2 separate regions of the Homo sapiens genome follow, and region 2 is linked to region 1. Evidence: read pairs that join two places in POLR2A ChIA-PET (ENCODE). Cell type or tissue: B cell. All regions are shown on one strand. Each heading gives the region's core, and the rest is flanking DNA. Links, peaks and the distances in the headings are about the cores only. Region 1 overlaps SAFB (scaffold attachment factor B). Region 2 overlaps LONP1 (lon peptidase 1, mitochondrial).

Region 1 (10,791 bases), core at 6,049-10,048:
GTACTAGATTTTCATCAAACAGAATCAGGGTTTTCCACTTCTATGACCACTTTTCTCCCAAGCAGTATGTACAGGTACACTGCAGCCAAATCCTTCTCAGGGGAAAGCTCCCCCGAGGTAAAATGTGACTGGAAATGTCGAGAGAACATGCAATCTTCAAAATGTTTAATCTTCAACGTATAAAGCACATCCCTGACTGGAATGTTTATTAATCATCACGACTTGAGGAAAGACAGTATTCTCCAGAGAAGAAAAACGTCTAAAAAAACCAAAAATGAATGCAAATGGGAAAAGTATAACTCTCTGGCAAAAACTGAAGAGCCATTGATTTGTCTTTAGTATCAAGGCCAATGTGCCCCTTGAATCCTTCTACCTCAGCTCTTCACCCTAGTTTGTGGTCTCAGCTATGGGCATGACCGTCATCGCCTCTATCGCCTGCTCGTAGCTCCCTGCCTGGGATTCCATCTCTTGCCTTCTGTTAAGCTTCTGCCTCAGAGACTGTCCAATCTCACTGCTGACTCTGCTGCCCTGGACTTCTGCTGGGATGCTCCCATAGTACCCAGGGCTGCATGTGGGTGGTTCATTACTTTCTGATTTGATTACACAAACACACTTCCCTAATTATGCAAATATACGTATTAAACTTTACTGCAGTAACAGAAGATTCATCCTCCTAAGTATAGGAAGTATAAAGCTATAATACCTTCCCTTTTCCCTACTGTCCTCTTAAGAGGTTACCAACGTTCCCAGCTTGGTGGTGCCTCAGGACATCATCTTGCATCTACATACATTATATGATACATATGGAAATAAGCTTGTGATGAGATGAAATCTTATTGTTAGTGAGCAATGACACAAGTTACAGAAACTACTAACAGGCCTTGGACATTTTTATGTACTGCGTATTGATCCACCTCCATCTTTGACTCCATGCTACGGCAGTTCCCCACGTTAGCTGCCTTCTCAAAAAGGCTGTAGCAATTTATTGTCTCCAACACCTACACCTTCCCCAATACCCTTGCCAATGTAGGAGAACAGGAACTGTGTAAAAAAAATTTTTTTTTGAGATGGAGTTTCGCTCTTGTTGCCCAGGCTGGAGTGCAATGGCGTGATCTCGGCTCACCGGAACCTCCGCCTCCTGGGTTCAAGTGATTCTCCTGCCTCAGCCTCCCGAGTAGCTGGGATTACCGGCACGTGCCACCACACCCGGTTAATTTTGTATTTTTTTGTAGAGACAAGGTTTCTCCATGTTGGCCAGGCTGGTCTCAAACTCTTTACCTAGAGTGACCCGCCCACCTCAGCCTCCCAAAGTGCTAGGATTACAGGTTTGAGTCACCGCACCTTGCGGAACTGTGTAAATTTTTACCAGTTTGATAGGCAAAAATCTTATGTCATTTCAAAATTTGCTATTCTGCAACTACCAGCAAGGGAATCTTTTGGTCTCTAGGCCACATCTGCTTTTTCATTTATTTGTAAATTGCCTGTTCATAGTCTCTGCTCCTTGTTGACTGGGTTGCCTGTTTTCCTTACTGATTTGTCAGAACATTCAATGCTTTCTGGATATGAGTTTCTTCCTTATTCTGTGCTATAATATTTTCTCCCAGACTGTTGCATACCTTTCTTAACAGAGAGTTAAAACTTTTATGTAGCCAAATTTCTCTTTCTTTGTTGTTTCTCAGTTTTATTCTTACTTCAGGTCTTTCTTATTACTATATTATAAAAAGTATTAAACTAGCTGGAATTTCTATTTTACACAAGAAGAGATAAGATTAGAGCTTTCCCCCACCATCAAATGAACAAACCCTCAAACTTTCTGTTGTTTGCAATATCCTATCATCAAAATTAGAGGAAATCCCTGTATTCCCCCCCGCCCAGAATTTTAGTTATTCTTGTGCATTTTCTTTTTAGACTATTATGGAACACATTATAAAATTTCCTTTTAGGTTACTGTGGAGAAAAGTGACAATTTTCTGATAAAAAGTCATCATATCTAGGAAAATTTTCTCTGCTAAAAAGTCATCACATCTAGGAAATTTTTCTCTAATTAGTGATTTCGCAGGACTTGAAAATTTCCTGTTAATTCTATTTACTATTTAAGAATGTTATGTACATTTCAATGTCAATCTGGCAACATGCTTAATTCTTTGATTCACTAATGATATAACTGTCACCTAAAAAATCCTGGAGAAGTGATTAACAATTTTAACCAGCTAGCAAGTTTGCCAAACTGTTCATGAGGGCTTTGTCACCTTTCTTAAGCTGTCTTTGGCTTGCTTCGGATTGCTTTAACAGTACTTAATTTCCTGAGGTACAATCAGCCCAGTAGCTCTCACAAACCAAGTACTGGCCCAGGAGTTGACATCCTAGTTACAGAAGTACATCTAAGTTCCAAGACCCTGGTTTCTTTTTTCTTTTTTTTTTTTTGAGACGGAGTCTCGCTCTGTCGCCCAGGCTGGAGTGCAGTGGCGCAATCTCGGCTCACTGCAAGCTCCACCTCCCGGGTTCACGCCATTCTCCTGCCTCAGCCTCCCGAGTAGCTGGGACTACAGGCGCCCGCCACCACGCCTGCCTAATTTTTTGTATTTTTAGTAGAGATGGGGTTTCACCGTGTTAGCCAGGATGGTCTCGATCTCCCGACCTCATGATCCGCCTGCCTCGGCCTCCCAAAGTGCTGGGATTACAGGCGTGAGCCACCGCGCCTGGCTGCAGACCCTGGTTTCTAATAGCTCTCCTCAAAAGGGCCCAGGGCACCTGGAAGAAATGGCTGATTCCGGGGAAAGGGCAGGAAAAGCATAAGATGAGACTCACGTACCCTGCCATTCCAGAAGGTAAAAAAGTATCCCAAGAATGGCATGAACATGTGGAAATGACAGGGGAGCCTGTCTGACAGGGTTCCCAATGGAACGTTTTGCACATTGTAGTAAATAAGCATAAAGGCTTTCAACCTATGGAATAAAATAATCTAAGTTCACACAGATAAATGAGGGCAAAGGGCAAGCTATTCCTTATGTCAGTAAACCAAGTAATAAACAAACAATAACAAAATTAAAAAATCACCATTTGGCAACTACCAGAATAAATGAATAGACAGGAACTGGTGGTTGCTAAAACTAATGGACGATGAGCAGGATATTTACAAAGTCTCAGAGTATCTTCCCCACAAATGTAACTGTGAAAAGGAAGACAGTAACTTTCCAGTGGAGAAACCTGGCCAATAGCATTTGAAGTCAGCTAACATGGCCAATAATGGCTCAAACTGACAGCATGTGCCTCTGGATAGTATACTCTGATGACAATATAGGCTGGGCGTGGTGGCTCATGTCTGTAATCCCAACTCTTTGGGAGGCCAAGGTGGGAGGATCGCTTGAGCACAGCAATTCAGGGTTGCAGTGACCTACAATTGCACCATTGCACTCTGGCCTGGGTAACAGGGCAAGACCCGGTTTCAAACCAAAACAAAACAAAAAACAGGAATACAACATGTCTGGTGTATTTCTGACAAGCGTATAACTTGATCCTTATTATGGGGCGGGGAGAACCCAAAACAATTCAAATAGAAAAATAAACTACAAAATAAGTGTAAGTGTTCAAGATTAAAGAAAACTAAGGAAACATGACAACCTGATGCAATGCATGACTCTGGACATTTTTTGTCTGAGTTATAGAGAATATTATTGGAACAAACTACTGAATCTAAATGAGGACTAAGACGAGGTGGCAGTATTGTATCAATGTTAATTTCCTGATCTGGACATCTACAGTTAGGTAATATCCTTACTTTACTGCAGTACGTAGGGCAAAGGGGCATATGCGCCTTGCAACTTACCATGCGGTCTAGTAAAAACATACATACAAGGAGAGAAAAGGACAAGGCAAATGTAGTCAGATGGCAATATTTGGGGACTCTGGGTAAAGGGTATATGGGAATTCCTTGCATTATTCTTGCAACTTAAGTATGAAATTGCCAAAATGAACAAAAACTGAACAAAACAAGCCAGCAGCAAAGGATTGGGTAATACTTAACCAAGCAAACAGGCCAACTTTGCATCTCCAGTTACAAAACATTCTCAAACACCATAAAACATCCTATTAATTTGTACTTTGTGATGACACTACAAATAAATTTAGTTTCCTGGTAATTATTTTATTTTTTCGAGACAGAGTCTTGCCCTGTTACCAGGTTGGAGAGCAATCACAGCCCAATCATGGTTCACTGCAACCTCAAATTCCTGGACTCACGTGATCCTCCCACCTCAGTCTCCTGAGTAGCTGGGACTACAGATGCACGCCATCACATCTGACTAATTTTTCTAATTTTTTGGAGAGATGGGGTCTCACTATGTCACCCAGGCTGCTCTCCAACTCCTGGGCTCAAGTCATCCTTCCGCGTCGGTGTCCCAAACTGTTGGGCTTACAGACGAGAGCCATCTCGCACAGCCCCTGATAATTATTTTGAGAGTCTGCTAAGATGGTGAGAGTCACGTCATGTGGAATGTGACTTTTGCTGTATAAGCAGTTTTTAAAAAAAATGTTAAAGTGACAATTCTGTTTTGGCCAAGTGCTGTTTAAAAGGGATGTCATTTTCTCCAAGTCCAAGCAATAGGAGGAGAACTGAGATTACATGAGATATGCTTTCTGGAATTTTAAAGCATTTTGAATTCACACATTACAGCAGTCCCTCTATTTTCAGTTAAAATCTTGATAAAACCCACTGATAAAGTAGTTGAAAATAATTCAAGAAAACTTACCGACCTGCCCTATCAGATATCAAAATGTACTGTAAATTTCTAGAATAAAACTGATTACAAGAAGCAAAACAAAACAACAAATGAGACACAAAAGAGCTAGTATTGCATGGCTCCATTTTACATGAAGTTCTAGAATGGGTAAAACTAATATCTGGTGAAGTAATCACAACAGCGACTTTTATTTTTGCAGGGGCTGGGAGGGGAGACGCACTGGGAGGGGCAGAAGTGATCTTTCTGATGACAAATGTTTCTTTTCTTTTTTTTTGAGACACAGTCTTGCACTGTTGCCCAGGCTGGAGTGCAGCAGCATGATCTCAGCTCACTGCAACCTCCGCCTCCCAGGCTCAAGTGATTCTCCTGCCTCAGTCTCCCGAGTAGCTGGGATTACAGGCATCCGCCACCATGCCCAGCTAATTTTTGTATTTTTAGTAGACGGGGTTTCACCATGTTGGCCAGGCTGGTCTCGAACTCCTGACCTCAGGTGATCTGCCCGCCTCAGCCTCCCAAAGTGCTGGGATTACAGGCATGAGCCACCACGCCCAGCCTAAATGTTTCATGTTTTCATCCCTACCTACCTCACACCACATGCAAAATACATTCTAAATTAATTAAACCTCCAAATGTAAAATGTAAAAATAAAACCATAAATATTATTCTTTCTATATATAACAGAGTTATACATATAGTTTTTTTTTTTTTTGAGACGAAGCTTCACTCGTCGCCCAGGCTGGAGTGCAGTGGCGTGATCTCGGCTCACTGCAACCTCTGCTTCCCGGGTTCAAGCGATTTTCCTGCCTCAGCCTCTCAAGTAGCTAGGATTACAGGCGCTTGCCACCACACCCAGATAATTTTTGTATTTTTAGTAGAGACAGGGTTTCACCATGTTGGCCAGGCTGGTGTTGAACTCCTGACCTCAGGTGATCCACCTGCATCGTGGGATTACGGACGTGTGCCACCGCACCTGGCCTTACAGTCATATTTTTAATAATTTAAAAGCAAAGAAGTCCTTTTAAAGCGTAACATAAAATCTAGAAGCCTAGTGATCAAAATACCACAAGTCGAATCAGATTAAATTGAATGACAGATTAAAACAATAGAAACATTTTATATGAGTCTTTATAACTCAATAAGACAAACAACCCAGCACAGAAATCGGCAAAGGGCATGAAAAGGCCATTCAGACGACACAAATGTCCAATTATCAGAAGAGTATAATCTGTGAAGAAATGCAAACGAAAATCTCACCTGCAGAAAAATGCAGATAAATACAATGAAATACTTTTCTTCTATATAACAGGCAACAAGGTAACAGGCAAACAAGGTAAGTTTGATGTTGAGTTTAGTGAAATAGGCACCGTCACCCATTGTTGGTAGGGTACAACCTGGGACAGCTTTTTGTTTTTGTTTTTGTTTTTGAGACAGCCTCACTCTGTCGCCAAGGCTGGAGTGCAGTGGCACTATCTTGGCTCAATGCAACCTCAGTCTCCCAGGTTCAAGCTATCTTCTTGCCTTAGCCACCTGAGTAGCTTGGATTACAGGCGCCCACCACCACACCTGGCAAATTTCTGTATTTTTAGTAGACGTGGGGTTTTGCCATGTTGGCCAGGCTGATCTTTTGATCCGCCCACCTCAGCCTCCCAAAGTGCTAGGATTACAGGCGTGAGCCACTGAACTTGGCCGGGACAGCTATTTGTAAACTAGCTATGTGAAAATAAAGGGCCATATCCTTGGAGTCTAGAATTCTCCTTTCACTAAGTTATCAAAAATTATATTACTTTGACCACACAAAGGTATTTATCTCTGGTTCGTGCAAACACTGAATGTTGGAAGTACCGAGTGATAATTGGAAATAAAAATCTCCAAACGTCTAGTAATAAAAAGACTGATGGGCTAAATTGTGTATTTATTCATACAGAAGATTATTAGCCTGTTAAAAAACAGTGAGATTTTGTATAGCAAGATCACGGGTTTTTTTAATGAAAAAAATATGCATACAGGTGTGTGCACATACCTATATATTTACTTTTTTCCCCCTCTCACTCTGTGCCCAAGCTGGAGTGTAGAAGCACACTCATGGCTCACCGCAGCCTTGACCTCTTGGGCTTAAGCAATCCTCCTACCTTGGCCTCCCTAGTAGCTGGGACTACAGGTGTGTGCCACCATGCCCAGCTCATTGACTTTTATTTAACTTTTTGTTTTTCTAGACACAGGGTCTTGCTCTGTAACCCAGGCCTAAGTTTACTTTTAAACATTGTACATACACACACAGTCTGGAGAAGTATGCCTAACTTTTAGTAGTGGGCTGTCCCGACTGTGAACAACTTCTGCTTTTTACTCCCATGCACGTATTTTAAAACCTGCCGGGCGCAGTGGCTCACAACTGAAATCTAAACGTTTTGTGGGGCTGAGGTGAAAGCACTGCTTGAGGCCAGGAGTTCAAGGCTGCAGCGAACTATGACTGCGCGACTACCCTCCATCTGAGTGACAGAGTGAGAACCCACCTCAAAAACAAAACAAAAACAGCAACAAAAGCCTGTAGTACAAGTATTTGCTTTTATCAGAAGAAAAAGGAAAACAAAAAAGGAGATCCACAGGCTCTGTTTTTTGCTTTTATTATTTCTTTCTCCATTGATTTTCCAGGACTCTTTGCCTTGGCAGAAGTATACTTGAGTAAAGGCAAAAACACGCAATGTATCATGAGCCACAGAAGTGACTTCATTCTGCTGTTCTCCCAGCACTTACCCCAAACACTGTGGCTGACACTGGGGCCTGACTCTCAGATATTTAAACCCAGTACTTCACCACCAAGTATTAGTTATTATCTCATTTAGTTTTGGGCCCTGAGAACCAGGCCTTCAATTACAGGTTGGGCAACCCTATCTGAAACTGAAACCTTCTGAGCACTGACATATTGCCACAAGTAGAAAATTCCACACCTGATGTGTGGAATTAGTGAAAGTTTTGTTTCATGCACAAAATTATAAAAAATATGGTATTAAATTATCTTCAGGTGTATAAGAAACAAATTTCTTGTTTAGATTTGGGCCCCAATCCCAAGATTATCTCATTATGCGTACGAAAATACCGCACAAAATCCAAAAAATGAAACCCTTCTGGTCCCAAGCATTTCAGATAGGGAAAACTCTACATGAACCAAGAGAACATTCGGTCTACAAGCCCAGCTTCAGCTGATTCTTTTTTTTAGGGGGATGGAGTCTTGCGGTCGCCCAGGCTGGAGTGCAGTGGTGCGATCTGGGCTCAGTGCAACCTCCACCTCCTGGGTTCAGGCAATTCTCCTGCCTCAGCCTCCTGAGTAGCTGGGATTACAGGAGCCCGCCACCACACCTGGCTAATTTTTATATTTTTAGTAGAGACGGGGTTTCATCATGTTGGCCAGGCTGGTCTCGAACTCCTGACCTCAGGTGACCAGTCCGCCTCAACCTCCCAAAGTGCTGGCATTACAGGTGTGAGCCACGGCGCCCTGCCTCAGCTGATTCTTTCTTAAGCCAATAGTTGAGTGTTACCAAGTTAAACCATTGAAGGGGAAAGAAAGATAAACAAGACACAGCCCTAGTCCTCATCAATCTGCTCTTGACAGAAGGCAAGATGACATAAATATTAAACCAAGGGGTAAGGAACTATGCCACGGGAGGACAGAGGACCCAAGGAGACGAGTTGCTATTGGTGGGATGGATCAGTTGTCTTTTGAGGAACTAGGTCTCTAAGGCAGACAGATGGGGAAGGGTGGGCGGAGCGAAGTCACAGAGAACCAGGAGAGTAAATCACGTGTTTGGGGCCTGACTAAAGCACAGGGTGTGGGGGATGGGCAAGAGAGATTTCGGTAAGATGGTGAGAGTCATGTCATGTGGAATGTGACTTTTACTGTATAAGCTGCTTTTAAAAGAAATGTTAAAGTGACAATTCTGTTTTTGCCAAGTGCTGTTTATAAGGGATGTTATTTTCTCCAAGTCCAAGCAATAGGAGGCTCAGGCAGTCCTACTTTTTGGACTCCATGTTGGAGTTCAGTGGTGCCATGATAGCTCAGTGCAACCCTGAACTCCTGGGTTCAAATGATCCTCCCGCCTTAGCCTCCCAAGTAGCTAGGAAAACAGGCGTGCCTCGACGCCTAGGTACTTTTTTTTTTTGGCAGTGGATAGAGGCAGCCCAGGCTGGTCTCAAACTCCTAGACTGAAACCATTCTCCTGCCTTGGGTTCCCAAAGTGTTGGGATTACAGGTGAGAGACACTGTGCCCCGCCCCCACCCCCCTTTTTTTTAAGAGAGACTGGGTCTTGCTCTGTCACCCAGGCTGGAGTGCAGTGGTGCAATCATTAGGTCATTGCAGGCTTGAGCTCCTGGGCTCAAGTGATCCCCCTCCTAAAACTCCCAAGTAGCTGGGATCACAGGTGCATGCCATCATGCCTGGCTAATTTCTTTTTGGTGGGGATGGGGGTCTCCCTATGTTGCCCAAGCTGATCTCAACCTCCTGGGGTCAAGTAATCCTTCCGGTTCAGCCTCCCAAGCAGCTGGGACCACAGATGCATGCCACCACACCGGGCCTTTAAAAGTTTTTTTGTAGAGCTGGGTTTTGCTATGTTGCCCAGGCTGGTCTTGAACTCCCAGGCTCATGTGATCCTCCTACCACAGCCCCGAGTCGCCTGGAATTACAGGCACACGCCACTGTGACTGACTCCCAAAAGACTCCTTATTTAAGGACCGCTGACAATCTACAGAGGAAAATGAATAAAGGACAAATACTCCTTCCATCCTCCATTGGAATTCCCAGATACCAAGAAAACAAAACACAGTAGAGAGATCTTGAAAGAAAATGCAAAGCTTCGCTGAAGGCTCCCAGTTCAGAGTGGTTCACAAGTCCAACACACAGACAAGTAAACGAGGCACATTAGCAATGTATTCGTTTTGAAGAAAGCACTTAACATGAAACTTGCTTATGAAATCCTCCATACCTTTGCTAGACCTCTTTGATGTTTTCTTGTTTCCCTCGGAGGTAATTTCAATTTCGTCAGGATTACCACCTTCATCTTCAATTGCCTAAAAAGAAGGGAAAAGTAAAGTTGATCCAAAAAGTCAGCTCACACACTGCTTTCAGAGAGCTCTCAGGTGACAAGGAAACTGTATTTTTAAGATCAAAAAGCTGCTGCCGCCCTCACCACCCAGGACCTGTGGCCCATCCACTCATCTGTTATCTCGCTCTACACTGGAGACCGACTGACGCCACCAGTTCTTAGCTGGGTGGTCCCAGGCAGGTTTACTTAGGTGCTCAGTTTTTGCTTCTTCCTCTGGAACATGCGGCTAATAATAATACAGTACTTACCCTGGAAGGCTGTTGTGAGGACTCTACTAGCCATGAAAAGGAAGCACTCAACAAACAGTAGGCTTATCTGGTTCATCTCCTTCCTAAGCCCAGAAGAACTCAAAAAGGGAAAGGCACACTCTCCATTTCCCCTGACTTTACTCACAAAATACTCTTTAACCCTCCAGGGACTCCCTCCACGCCGTGCCTGTACTCAGTACTGTGTGGACAGAATACTAATGCTCGCTGACTGGGATCCTACTATGTGTTACGCACGAGACCCGTCACGACATGCATGACCTCATCCGATCCCCATCATGTACATTCACAACCGACTCCAGTACCTCATTCTCAACCACTAGGTGATTGTGCCTCATCGGATATTGAATTATAAGAATTTCTTGGCACGCCCAGCCTCCCACCCCAGGACTCTGTCACTCACTTCAACTATGCCCATCCTCAGCACAGTGCCTGGCATCAACTAAGCCATCAGTACCGAACACGTCAATCACGATGACGTCCCTAGAAACTTAGCTTCAGGTCAAGTTTTACTGATAACTTTTCCAGTCTTTACTCTCCAGTCCCATGAGCACAAGTTTTGTTTACATCATTTCATGTACTATGTTTTATCTGCAGAGGTTTGGAAGCCTCCAAGTTTCCCAGGTGGGTAAGTCTGAATTGAGATAGGGCCTGGGGGTTCCACATCTCATCTTTACCAGCAGCAACAAAAA
Region 2 (10,791 bases), core at 1,442-5,441, 87 kb before region 1:
AACAAGTCATTCCGGTGGTAGAAATTAGATCATTTCAGACTAAGAGCCTTGGGGGTGGGGAGGGAGCAGGATGATGTAATAGAGAGAAAGCAGTGAGTGTAAGGAACTTGAGCTTTTACAGTAGGAAGGCCCCAAAAGCCTTCTCCCCCAGCTCCCCTTCCCTTAAAAAAAAAAACTACTGATGTGGAAAGTGGCATCTATGGGAAGGTTATCTCCTAACTGGCAGAGCAAGGTCACGCAGTGAGTCAGCCTCTGCGCTCACTCTCCAGACTCTTCTAAACAAATCTCAAGGATCTGTTGGGAAGGGAAAGGCCATTTCAGAGGGGCAGCAGCCAGTAGAGAGGGGACAGAGGGAGCTTCTCCAACGCTGCTCCAAGATTTTTTTTTTTTTTTTTTTGAGACCAAGTTGCACTCTGTCATCTAGGCTAAAGTGCAGTGGCGCGATTTCAGCTCACTGCAACCTCTGCCTCCCGGGTTCAAGTGATTCTCCTGCCTCAGCCCCCTGAGTAGCTGGGATTACAGGCGCCCGCCACCGTGGCTGGCTAATTTTTCTATTTTTAGAAGAGACAGGGTTTCACCATGTTGCCCACGCTCGTCTCGAACTCCTGACCTCAAGTGATTCACCCGCCTCAGCCTCCCAAAGTGCTGGGATTGCAGGTGCGAGTCACTGCGCCCGGCCCCAAGGCCTTTCCTTGATGTTGAGTACTGGTTACTGATGCAGGCCCCCAGAGCAAGACCTTGTGGGGTCCTATCCTAGCTCCATAACCTTCAGCAAGTTATTCCTTTGGCTTCCCTCTTCTCATCTGTGACCTGGACATATTAGTGTCTTATTAGAGTTGTTGTGGGATTTAAATGAGGCCATGTGGGCTGGGCACGGTGTCTCACATGTTTAATCCCAGCACTTTGGGAGGCTGAGGCAGGAGCATAATTTGAAACCAGTATGGTCAACATAGACCCTGTCTCTACAAAAAAAAAAAAAAAAAGAAAGAAAGAAAAGCCGGGCACAGTGGCATGCACCTGTCTTCCCAGCTACTTGGAAGGCTGAGGCAGGAGGATCACTTGAAACTGGGAGATCAAGGCTGCAGTGAGCCATGGTGTCACCACTGCACTGCAGCCTGGGCAACAGAATGAGGCCCTGCCTCAGCAATAACGTGATGCTGTTTCCTCTTTGGTGTACTTCTGACATTTCAGGACTCTGCCCCGGAGGCCTTTTTCCCATCCTTGACTTCACCCCTGGCAGTTCTCTTTACCCTCCCAGGTTTCTGGGCCCAGGATGGTGTTCATCAGGCCTGGTCCCCTCCGTTCTGCAGAGCGACAGATGCCCCTTGCTCCCGGTGCCTGAGCAGAGAGATGATTCTTCTAAGAGAGTTCAGACGGCCCACGTGGAGCTAGCCAGGAGAGTTAAATGAGTGGCTGCAGATAGTATTTGGGAGACTGGCAGGTGGTTCTCATTGTATTTCTGGTTGATGATGCATTGTAAATCATAAAAATGGATCCTGCCAAGGCCAGGAGGCAGATGCCAAGGATGCAGCTATCAGCTGTTGGCAGAGGGGAAATTGGGAGGCAACTTCTTTGGGACCCAATAAATGTTTCTGAAATTGTTAGCAAAGCTTGATTTACTCTTCAGTTTGTACTTGACTTGTCTGGCCAACTTGCTCTAGAAGCTTCTCTCCTATTAGCAACTTTTGAGTAAGGAACAATGGCTCTTAATTTTTGGTGGGTATTAAAGAATAAATCATAAGTGTTAGAAGTATTAGTTTCTTTTAAAAACTAACTTCGTGGGCTGGGCGCGGTGGCTCACGCCTGCAATCCCAGCACTTTGGGAGGCTGAGGTGGGCGGATCACGAGGTCAGGAGATCGAGACCATACTGGCTAACAAGGTGAAACCCCGTCTCTACTAAAAATACAAAAAAATTAGCCTGGAGTGGTGGTGGGCGCCCGTAGTCCCAGCTACTCGGGAGGCTGAGGCAGGAGAATGGTGTGAACCCAGGAGGCGGAGCTTGCAGTGAGCTGAGATCGCTCCACTGCGCTCTAGCCTGGGCGACAGAGCAAGACTCTGTCTTAAAAAAAAATTGCTTCCCTCCTTTGTTCAGGTGTGCTCTGCTCTCGCCATTGTTCCATCTGCGAGGAGCACCCTTTCTTCAGAAAGTAAAATTGTCTTGCTAAGAAAACTTTTTGTCCAAATGCTAATTTTTCCTTACAGTACAGAGGTACAAGCGTTCTGTCTCTAAACAAACATTTTACTTATAACAGTGGGTCACACACCCTCCTGTCAGATGTTACTGACTTTTTTTTTTCTGGGAACAGAAAAAAAAAAAATTATGTATCTATAGTGTCAGGAATTTCTGGACCACAAGTTAAGAGCCTGTGTTAGGGAGTGAGTCAAAACACTGGCTCTCAAAGGATGGTTGTGGACCAGCAGCATCGGCATCATGTGATGCTCTTTTGTTTGAAATGCAGATTTTTGGACCCACCCTAGAACTGAATCAAAAACTCCAAGGGTGGGGCCCAGCAGTGAGCTGCTTAAAGTCCTTCAGGTCATCCTGGTGCCTGCAAAAGTTTGAGGGCCATTACTATATATATATATATATATATATATATATATATATATATATGTATATTTTAACTTTATTATATAATAAAGAATTAAAAACTTCAAAAAGAAAATAGAGATGGGGTCTCACTGTGTTACCCAGGCTGGTCTCAAACTCCTGGGCTCAAGCGATCCTCCCACCTCAGCCCCGCAAAGTGCTGGGATTACAGGCATGAGCTACCATTACCAGGCTAGCCAGGCCATTACCTTTAATCAGGGTCTGTCCAGTGAATTAACAAAGGCTTGAAAGAAATCAGGTGAGCTCCTTGCGCCTTCAAATGCTTCTTAGAAGACATCATTAGCCCTGAACCTGCCGTTGAGAATGTGCTGTGATCCTGGGGGTCTTGATCATTAATGAACAGCATATGATGTGATAAGGAAGTAACTGTCAATGAAAATTGGAGGAACCAGGCATGGTGGCTCATGGCGAAACTCCGTCTCTACTAATAATACAAAAATTAGCGAGTGCAGTGGCGTGTGCTTGTAACCCCAGCTATGTGGTAGGATGAGTTGGAAGAATCGCTTGAACCTGGGAGGTGGAGGTTGCAGTGAGCCGAGATTGCACCAGTGCACTCCAGCCTGGGTGGCAGAGTGAAACTTTCTTTTTTTTTTTTTTTTTTTTTTTTTTTTTTTTTTTTATGAGACAGAGTCTCACTCTGTCGCCCAGGCTGGAGTGCAGTGGCGTGATCTTGGCTCACTGCATGCTCCGCCTCCCGGGTTCACGCCATTCTCCTGCCTCAGCCTCCCGAGTAGCTGGGACTACAGGTGCCCGCCACCACGCCCGGCTAATTTTTGTATTTTTAGTAGAGACGGGGTTTCACCGTGTTAGCCAGGATGGTCTCGATCTCCTGACCTTGTGATCTGCCCGCCTCGGCCTCCCAAAGTGCTGGGATTACAGGCGTGAGCCACCGCGCCCAGCCTGAAACTTTATTAAAAAAAAAAAAAAAAGGAAGTTATCAATCTCTGGAGTGGGTCACATTTAAATTACTTATGTTTATTCTGACATTAATAAAAGCAGAATGGTTTTGATTTTCAAACCAAGACAGTTTGCCCTGGACATCCCCTTTGAAGCTGGATGTTAAATCAATTTCTGGGTTCTGACCATTCGTCTACTTTGAATTTCCTTTGGGAGTGGGGAAACCGCTAAGAAGAATCCAGCTGGTCAGTTCTGCTCACTGTATTCACCACCACAGCCTCCTGGCCTCCAGCACTTTTTTTTTTTTTTTTTTTTTTTTGTTTAGGCGTTCCCAAACCATGTTGATTAGTATCCAGGATGCGGATCAGCATGTCCCCAGAGAATAATCTACACAGCGTTAGAGCGGCTCTGCTGTCAAAAAATGTCAGCTACAAAAGCTACCCTGGGAGGCCGGGCGTGGTAGTTTACGCCTATAATCCCAGCACTTTGGGAGGCTGAGGTGGGTGGATCACGAGGTCAGGAGTTAAAGACCATCCTGGCCAAGATGGTGAAACCCCATCTCTACTAAAAATACAAAACAATCAGCCGGACCTGGTGGCGGGCGCCTGTAATCCCAGCTACTCAGGAGGCTGAGGCAGAGAATTGCTTGATCCCGGGAGGCGGAGGTTGCAGTGAGCTGAGATCATGCCACTGCACTCCAGCCTGGGTGACAGAGCGAGACTCCGTCTCAGAAAAAAAAAAAAAAAAGAAAAGCTACCCTGTGCTGCGTTTGGTGGCTCACGCCTATAATCCCGGCATTTTGGGAGGCTGAGGTGGGTGGATCACCTGAGGTCAGGAGTTCGAGACCAACCTGGCCAATATGGTGAAACCCCATCTCTACTAAAAATAAAAAAATTAGCCAGGTGTGGTGGTGCATGCCTGTAATCCCAGCTACTCAGGAGGCTGAGGCAGGAGAATCCCTTGAACTCAGTGGGGGTGGAGGTTGCAGTGAGCTGAGATCACGCCATTACATTCCAGCCAGGGCAACAGAATGAGACTCTGTCTCAAAAAAAAAATCTACTCTGCATTTCACTTTGGGGTCATTGTCATGCTAGGTTAAAAATAAGAAGTTGGTTGAGCTGCTGAGAAGGAAAGTTCGTCTCGCCCAGCCTTATGTCGGCGTCTTTCTAAAGAGAGATGACAGGTAAGTGTGATTTTTCCTTCATTCCCTTGTTGACGGTGCCCTAGAGTCCAGCTCACCACAAGTCCTACTCTGTACTTTGCACCTTTGACCCCTGACCCCGAGGAAACCAGGGAAGACCTCCAGAATAAAGGCCAGAAGCCACGCAGGCTACCTTTTCAGCCTGGGCTGAGAACTCAGCTTGTAGTACTAAACTTCATGCATTGTTAAGATACGGGGGAAATTAACTTCAGGGACTCTTAGTGATGAAATGCTCCATGAGGCTACCTGAAAGTCGAGCTAGCTGCTCGGAGATGTGGCTCCATGTAGAAATGAGTTCCATGGGCCGGGCGTGGGGTCGCACACCTGTAATCCCAGCACTTTGGGAGGCTGAGGCATGTGGATCACCTGAGGTCAGGAGTTCCAAAGCAGTCTGGCTGACATGATGAAACCTCGTCTTTACTAAAAATACAAAACATTAGCCAGGCGTGGTGGCAGGTACCTGTAATCCCAGCTACTCAGGAGGCTGAGGAAGGAGAATCGGTTGAACCTAGTAAGTGGAGGTTGCAGTGAGCTGAGATTACACCATTGCTCTCCAGCCTGGGCAACAAGAGCGAAACTCCATCTCAAGAAAAAAAGAGTTCCATGCATGCATTCGAAGCAGGCTCTGTGATAGCATAGAAGAGACTCATCAAAGTCCCACCTGGACCATGTCTTTGTGGCTGACTTAGCGAGGAGCCACCCACCCGGTCCTGTGACCACTGGGGCAGCCCTGGCCTGGCAGAAGCTCCCCTAGGCTCTGGAGCTCCTGCGGGAGCCAAGGAGGCCGCTCTTGGTTTTCAGTAGCATTTGGTAGGGGCGTTTCTTTTCTCTCCCTCCTCCATCTCAGCCAGAGACATCCTGCCTAGCATGAAAGCCATGTTCCAACATTCCTCTGTGCTCTTCTCCCACAGCAATGAGTCGGATGTGGTCGAGAGCCTGGATGAAATCTACCACACGGGGACGTTTGCCCAGATCCATGAGATGCAGGACCTTGGGGACAAGCTGCGCATGATCGTCATGGGACACAGAAGGTGGGTGGCTGGCGGGGGACAGTGGGAGGTGGGGGCAGAGTACCACGCGGGAGACCAGCCAGGATGCCTTATGCCCCAGCATCAGCCTCTGCCCTGTCCGTCAGCCCAGCGGCTTTCTCACTAGCACTGAGGCCAGAGCTGGGGGTGAGAGTGAGACATGTCACCTCTGGACCCCTCCTGTCTCAGAAAGGGGTGAGCTGCAGGGCCAGGCATGGTGACTCCTGCCTGGAATTCCAGCACTTTGGGATGTCAAGGCAATTGGATCGCTTGAGCCCGGAGTTTGAGTCCAGCCTGGGCAACGTAGCGAGATCCCATCTCTGCAAAAAATGTAGAAAAATTAGCTGGATGTGGTGGCTCATGCCTGTGGTCACAGCTACGCAAGAGGCTGAGGTGGGAGGATCGCTTAAGCCCAGGAGTTTGAGACCAGCCTGGGCAACACAGCAAGACCCTGTTTCTATAAAAAATAATAAAAAGTTAGATGTGACGGCGTGTTCCTGTAGTCCCAGCTACTTGGGAGGCTGAGGCAGGAGGATTGCTTGAGCCCAGGAGGTAAAGGCTGCAGTGAGCTATGATCACACCACTGCACTCCAGCCTGGGCAACAGAGCGAGACCCTGAGTTCAGGTGGTGCCAGGTGCTCTGAGGGGAGACGCAGACAGCGTGAGAGGTGGAGGTGGGTAGCTTTTGTGAAGTGCTTGGGGACAGTCTTTGCGATGGTGTCCTTGAAATCGAGACCTGAACAACAGGAAGGAGCTGCTATGAGCTGAGTCCAGGGCACAGAGTCTTGGAGACCAGCCTGTGCCCGGCCAGGCTGACACCGTTTTCGACAGGAGGCCCTGGGGCTTGTCACTGCAGCTTATCCACGATACTTAGGATGGGGACAGTGATGCATTGGCGTGGGATGCAGGGAATGCCTGAATCTGGCTGGAGTCTAAGGGGTGGAGGGGACACTGGTTGGGAGGCCCCGAGAAAGCGGCTCACGTCTCCAGCTTGAGGACCCTGTAGCCACCCTGTGGCTCCAGAGGTCTGGGCTCAGCGGGACCCTTGGACCACCTGTGCCACCAGGGAGGCCTCAGCCGGGTCCAGCTCCCAGCCTCAGCGGCTGATTCACACCTGCCTTGCTCCCGTGTCAGAGTCCATATCAGCAGACAGCTGGAGGTGGAGCCCGAGGAGCCGGAGGCGGAGAACAAGCACAAGCCCCGCAGGAAGTCAAAGCGGGGCAAGAAGGAGGCGGAGGACGAGCTGAGCGCCAGGCACCCGGCGGAGCTGGCGATGGAGCCCACCCCTGAGCTCCCGGCTGAGGTGCTCATGGTGGAGGTAGAGAACGTTGTCCACGAGGACTTCCAGGTCACGGAGGAGGTGAAAGTGAGTCCGTGCGTCACGCAGGGCGGCCACAGCTGCCTCCCCCACGGGCTCCCTTGAGCCGTTCCTGCGGCCTCTCCGAAGAGTCATCTCCCACCCTGAGCCCCTTAGGAAGGGTCTGGCCTGTCTGGAACTCAATTCTAATGGAACATAGAGGGTGCTTTTCCTCCCAGAGGTCTTCGGAAGACTCTGGGATGGGAGAGGCACAGGAAATTCGCTGGAGCCTGTAGCTGCTCAGGAAGGAGACAGGGTTGGAACCCAGGTCCAGCCCCAGCCCGTGTCCCCTGTGCCAAAGCCTCCAGCGGTTACCAAGACACCTTCCAGCCCTGGCTTCTTCCCACCAAGCCTGGGAGGTTGGTACCAGTGGTTGCAGGACAGGAAACAGCCTGTTGGCCACCCTGATCCCCCAACCTAGGCCGTCCTGCCTGCCTGGTGGCACAAGGAGTCAGCTTCCGAGGTGGGCAGGCTCTTGGCGGTGCCACCTGCCCTCCCGCTGTAGGGACAGTCAGCGAAGCTAACCAAAGGCCTGAAGCGTGTCAGCTCCTTACCTGTGTGCCTGGTGTCATCAGCCTCTTCCCCAGGCTGCTGCAGGGCCTAGGGGGAAGTGCTGTGAGCAACTGGTGATGTCTGCTGTGGGCGCTGGCAGGGGTGGAAAGTCCTGTCCACAGGCCCACCTGGGTTCTTGAGGTCAGCACTTCTATCCTGCCCCACTACCCCTGCGAGGTTTTTTTTTTTCTTTCTTTTTTTGAGACAGAGTCTGGCTCTGTCAACCCAGGCTGGAGTGCAATGGAACGATCTCAGCTCACTGCAATTTCCACCTCCCAGGTTCAAGTGATTCTCATGCCTCAGCCTCCCAAGTAACTGGGATTGCAGGCACGTGCCACCACACACGGCTAATTTTTGTATTTTTAGTAGAGACGAGGTTTTACCATGTTGGCCGGGCTAGTCTCAAACTCCTGACCTCGGGTGATCCGCCCACCTCAGCCTCCCAAAATGCTGGGATTATAGTCGTGAGCCACTGTGCCCGGCCACCTGTGAGTATTGAGCACTTGAAGTAGAGCTGCTGTGGCCAAGGAACAGAATGGAACATTTTATTGGCTGGGTACAGTGTCTCATGCCTGTCATCCCAACACTTTTGGAGGCCAAGGAAGGAGGATCACTTGAGCCCTGGAGTTCAAAACCAGCCTGGGCAATATTGAGACCCCTGTCTCCACAAAAAAAATAAAATCCCTGGGCATGGTCGCACACACCAGTGGTCTAACCTGTGGGAGGATCGCTTGAGCCCAGGAGATTGAGGCTGCAGTGAGCTGTGATCGCATCACTGCACTCCAGCCTGGGCAACAGAGTGAGACCCTGTATCTAAAAATTAAAATAAAAAAATTCAGGCCGGGCACGGTGGGCTCACGCCTGTAATCCCAGCACTTTGGGAGGCCGAGGTGGGCGGATCACCTGAGGTCAGGAGTTTGAGACCAGCCTGACCAACATGGAGAAACCCCGTGTCTACTAAAAATACAAAAAAAAATTAGCCAGGTGTGGTGGCTTATGCCTGTAATCCCAGCTACTCGGGATTACTGAGGCGGGAGAATTGCTTGAACCTGGGAGGCAGAGGTTGCGGTGAGCCGAGATTGCACTATTGCATTCCAGCCTGGGCAACAAGAGCAAAACTCTGTCTCAAAAAAAAAAAAAAAAAATTCAGACAGCCACCAGCGGCTACACTGTCCTGGGCAGCTCAGCATTGGGGCATTCCCTGTGAGAATCTTGCAACAGGGGGAAGACAGCGACCAAACTTACAAATGTGATTAGAACTGGCAAGACCCCTTAGGGGCAGCGAACTTGTTCTTTTTTTTTTTTTTTTTTTTTTTTTTTGAGATGGAGCCTCTGTCGCCCAGGCTGGAGTGCAGTGGCGTGATCTCGGCTCACCGCAAGCTCCACCTCCCGGGTTCACACCATTCTCCTGCCTCAGCCTCCCCAGTAGCTGGGACTACAGGTGCCCGCCACCACACCCGGCTAATTTTTTGTGTATTTTTTAGTAGAGACGGGGTTTCACCGTGTTAGCCAGGATGGTCTGGATCTCCTGACCTCGTGATCCGCCCGCCTTAGCATCCCAAAGTGCTGGGGTTACAGGCGTGAGCCACTGTGCCCAGCTGAACTTATTCTTAAAGCAAGTGCCCCGGACCTCCAGTGGGCCTGTTCTGGTGCCTTCTACCAGGGTCAGCTCAGACAGTTCAGCGTCAAAGCCAAAGACTAGAGACCAGGTGATTACGGTTTCTTTGGAGACAGAGTCTCACCCTGTCACTCAGACTGGAGTGCACTGGCGCAATCTTGGCTCATGGCAACCTCCGCCTCCTGGGTTCAAGTGATTCTCCTGCCTCGGCCTCCTTAGTAGCTGGGATTACAGTCACCCACCAAAGTACCTGGCTAATTTTTTTTTTTTTTTTGGTATTTTTAGTGGAGATGGGGTTTCACCGTGTTGGCCAGGCTGGTCTTGAGCTCCTGGCCTCAAGTGACCCACCTAACTCTGCCTCCCAAAGTGTTGGTGTTACAGGTGTGAGCCACCGCGCCCGGCCAAGACCAGGTGATTAAAATTTGGTTGTAGGCAGGTGCAGTTGCTTATGCCCGTGGTCCCAGCTACTCCGGAAAATGAGCGGGGAGGATCGCTTGAGCCCAAGAATTCAAGGCTGCAGTGAGTCATGATTGCAGCCCTGCACGCCAGCCTGGGTGACAGAGCAAGACTTGGTCTTTTTTTTTTTTTTTTTTTTTTGAGACAGAGTCTCGCTCTTTCGCCCAGGTTGGAGTGCAGTGGCGCGATCTCGGCTCACTGCAAGCTCCATCTCCTGGGTTCACGCCATTCTCCTGCCTCAGCCTCCCGAGTAGCTGGGACTACAGGCGCCCGCCATCACGCCCGCCTAATTTTTGTATTTTTTGGTAGAGACGGGGTTTCACTGTGTTAGCCAGGAGGGTCTCGATCTCCTGACCTCATGATCCACCCGCCTCGGCCTCCCAAAGTGCTTGGATTACAGGCGTGAGCCACCACGCCCGGCCAAGACTTGGTCTCTTAAAAAATGGAGGAAAGAAAACACAGTCTCTTTTTTTCCCCTGAGATAGCTTATCCTAAGGACAAGGCTCTGAGGGGTAAGGAGACAGGGTTTGGTTTTAGTTTTGACTCTCTTGGTCCTGTGTCCCTGGGACTGGTGAGTCCACCAGGGACTGCACTCCTCCATCTCCCAGGCCGTCCGTGGCCAGGGCCAGTTGGCGGAGGGGAGGGAGTTGATGGAGCTGGTGGGTGGGGCTCCCAGGGCCATGCTCCCACCCAGCCCACCCCCTGCTGGAGCACTGCTGGGCCCCAGCGACCCTGCCCCATACTTGGCAGGCCCTGACTGCAGAGATCGTGAAGACCATCCGGGACATCATTGCCTTGAACCCTCTCTACAGGTGGGCCTCTGTGCGGGCAGCTGGCCAGGCGGGGGCATCTCTGCAGCTCTTTCTGCAGCTGGGTGGGTAGGGGGCTTCCTCAGCGTCCTCCTGGGAGGAAACCTTGCCTGCCCCAAGGAGTGGCCTGTGTGGAGGAGCCCGTTGCCCACTGGGGCATGGGGCAGGTGGGAGGCCCGGGGCCGACTCAGCAGGCCCAGTTTCTTTGTCCCCTTCTGCTGAGGCCGGAAGCTGTTGGTGGCATTGGCTGGGGGAGTGGGG

What was found. Peaks named below come from ENCODE experiments on the same cell type or tissue, not always from the same donor. Only the 100,000 strongest peaks of a DNase experiment are listed, where the experiment ranks them.
Region 2: POLR2A ChIA-PET joins it to region 1 with 6 read pairs; 19 of 35 experiments call an interaction of 5 or more read pairs at or near these places.

The regions. Positions count from the first base shown.
Region 1 is chr19:5,625,412-5,636,202 of GRCh38, reverse strand. It overlaps SAFB (scaffold attachment factor B), which reads right to left. Exons shown (of 21, transcript NM_001201338.2): 2 at 9,714-9,798. Among named protein-coding and RNA genes, the nearest start is that of SAFB, 7.7 kb to the right of the region's middle. In B cell, for the core only: no CTCF peak of the experiment used is centred there; DNase peaks (open chromatin) are centred at 7,112, 7,580 and 8,502; H3K4me3 peaks cover 387 bases; H3K27ac peaks cover 4,000 bases.
Region 2 is chr19:5,708,084-5,718,874 of GRCh38, reverse strand. LONP1 (lon peptidase 1, mitochondrial) reads left to right here. Exons shown (of 18, transcript NM_004793.4): 2 at 4,604-4,692; 3 at 5,622-5,741; 4 at 6,873-7,104; 5 at 10,472-10,533. Among named protein-coding and RNA genes, the nearest start is that of LONP1, 6.7 kb to the left of the region's middle. RefSeq lists enhancers at 82-597, 598-1,114. In B cell, for the core only: no CTCF peak of the experiment used is centred there; no DNase peak of the experiment used is centred there.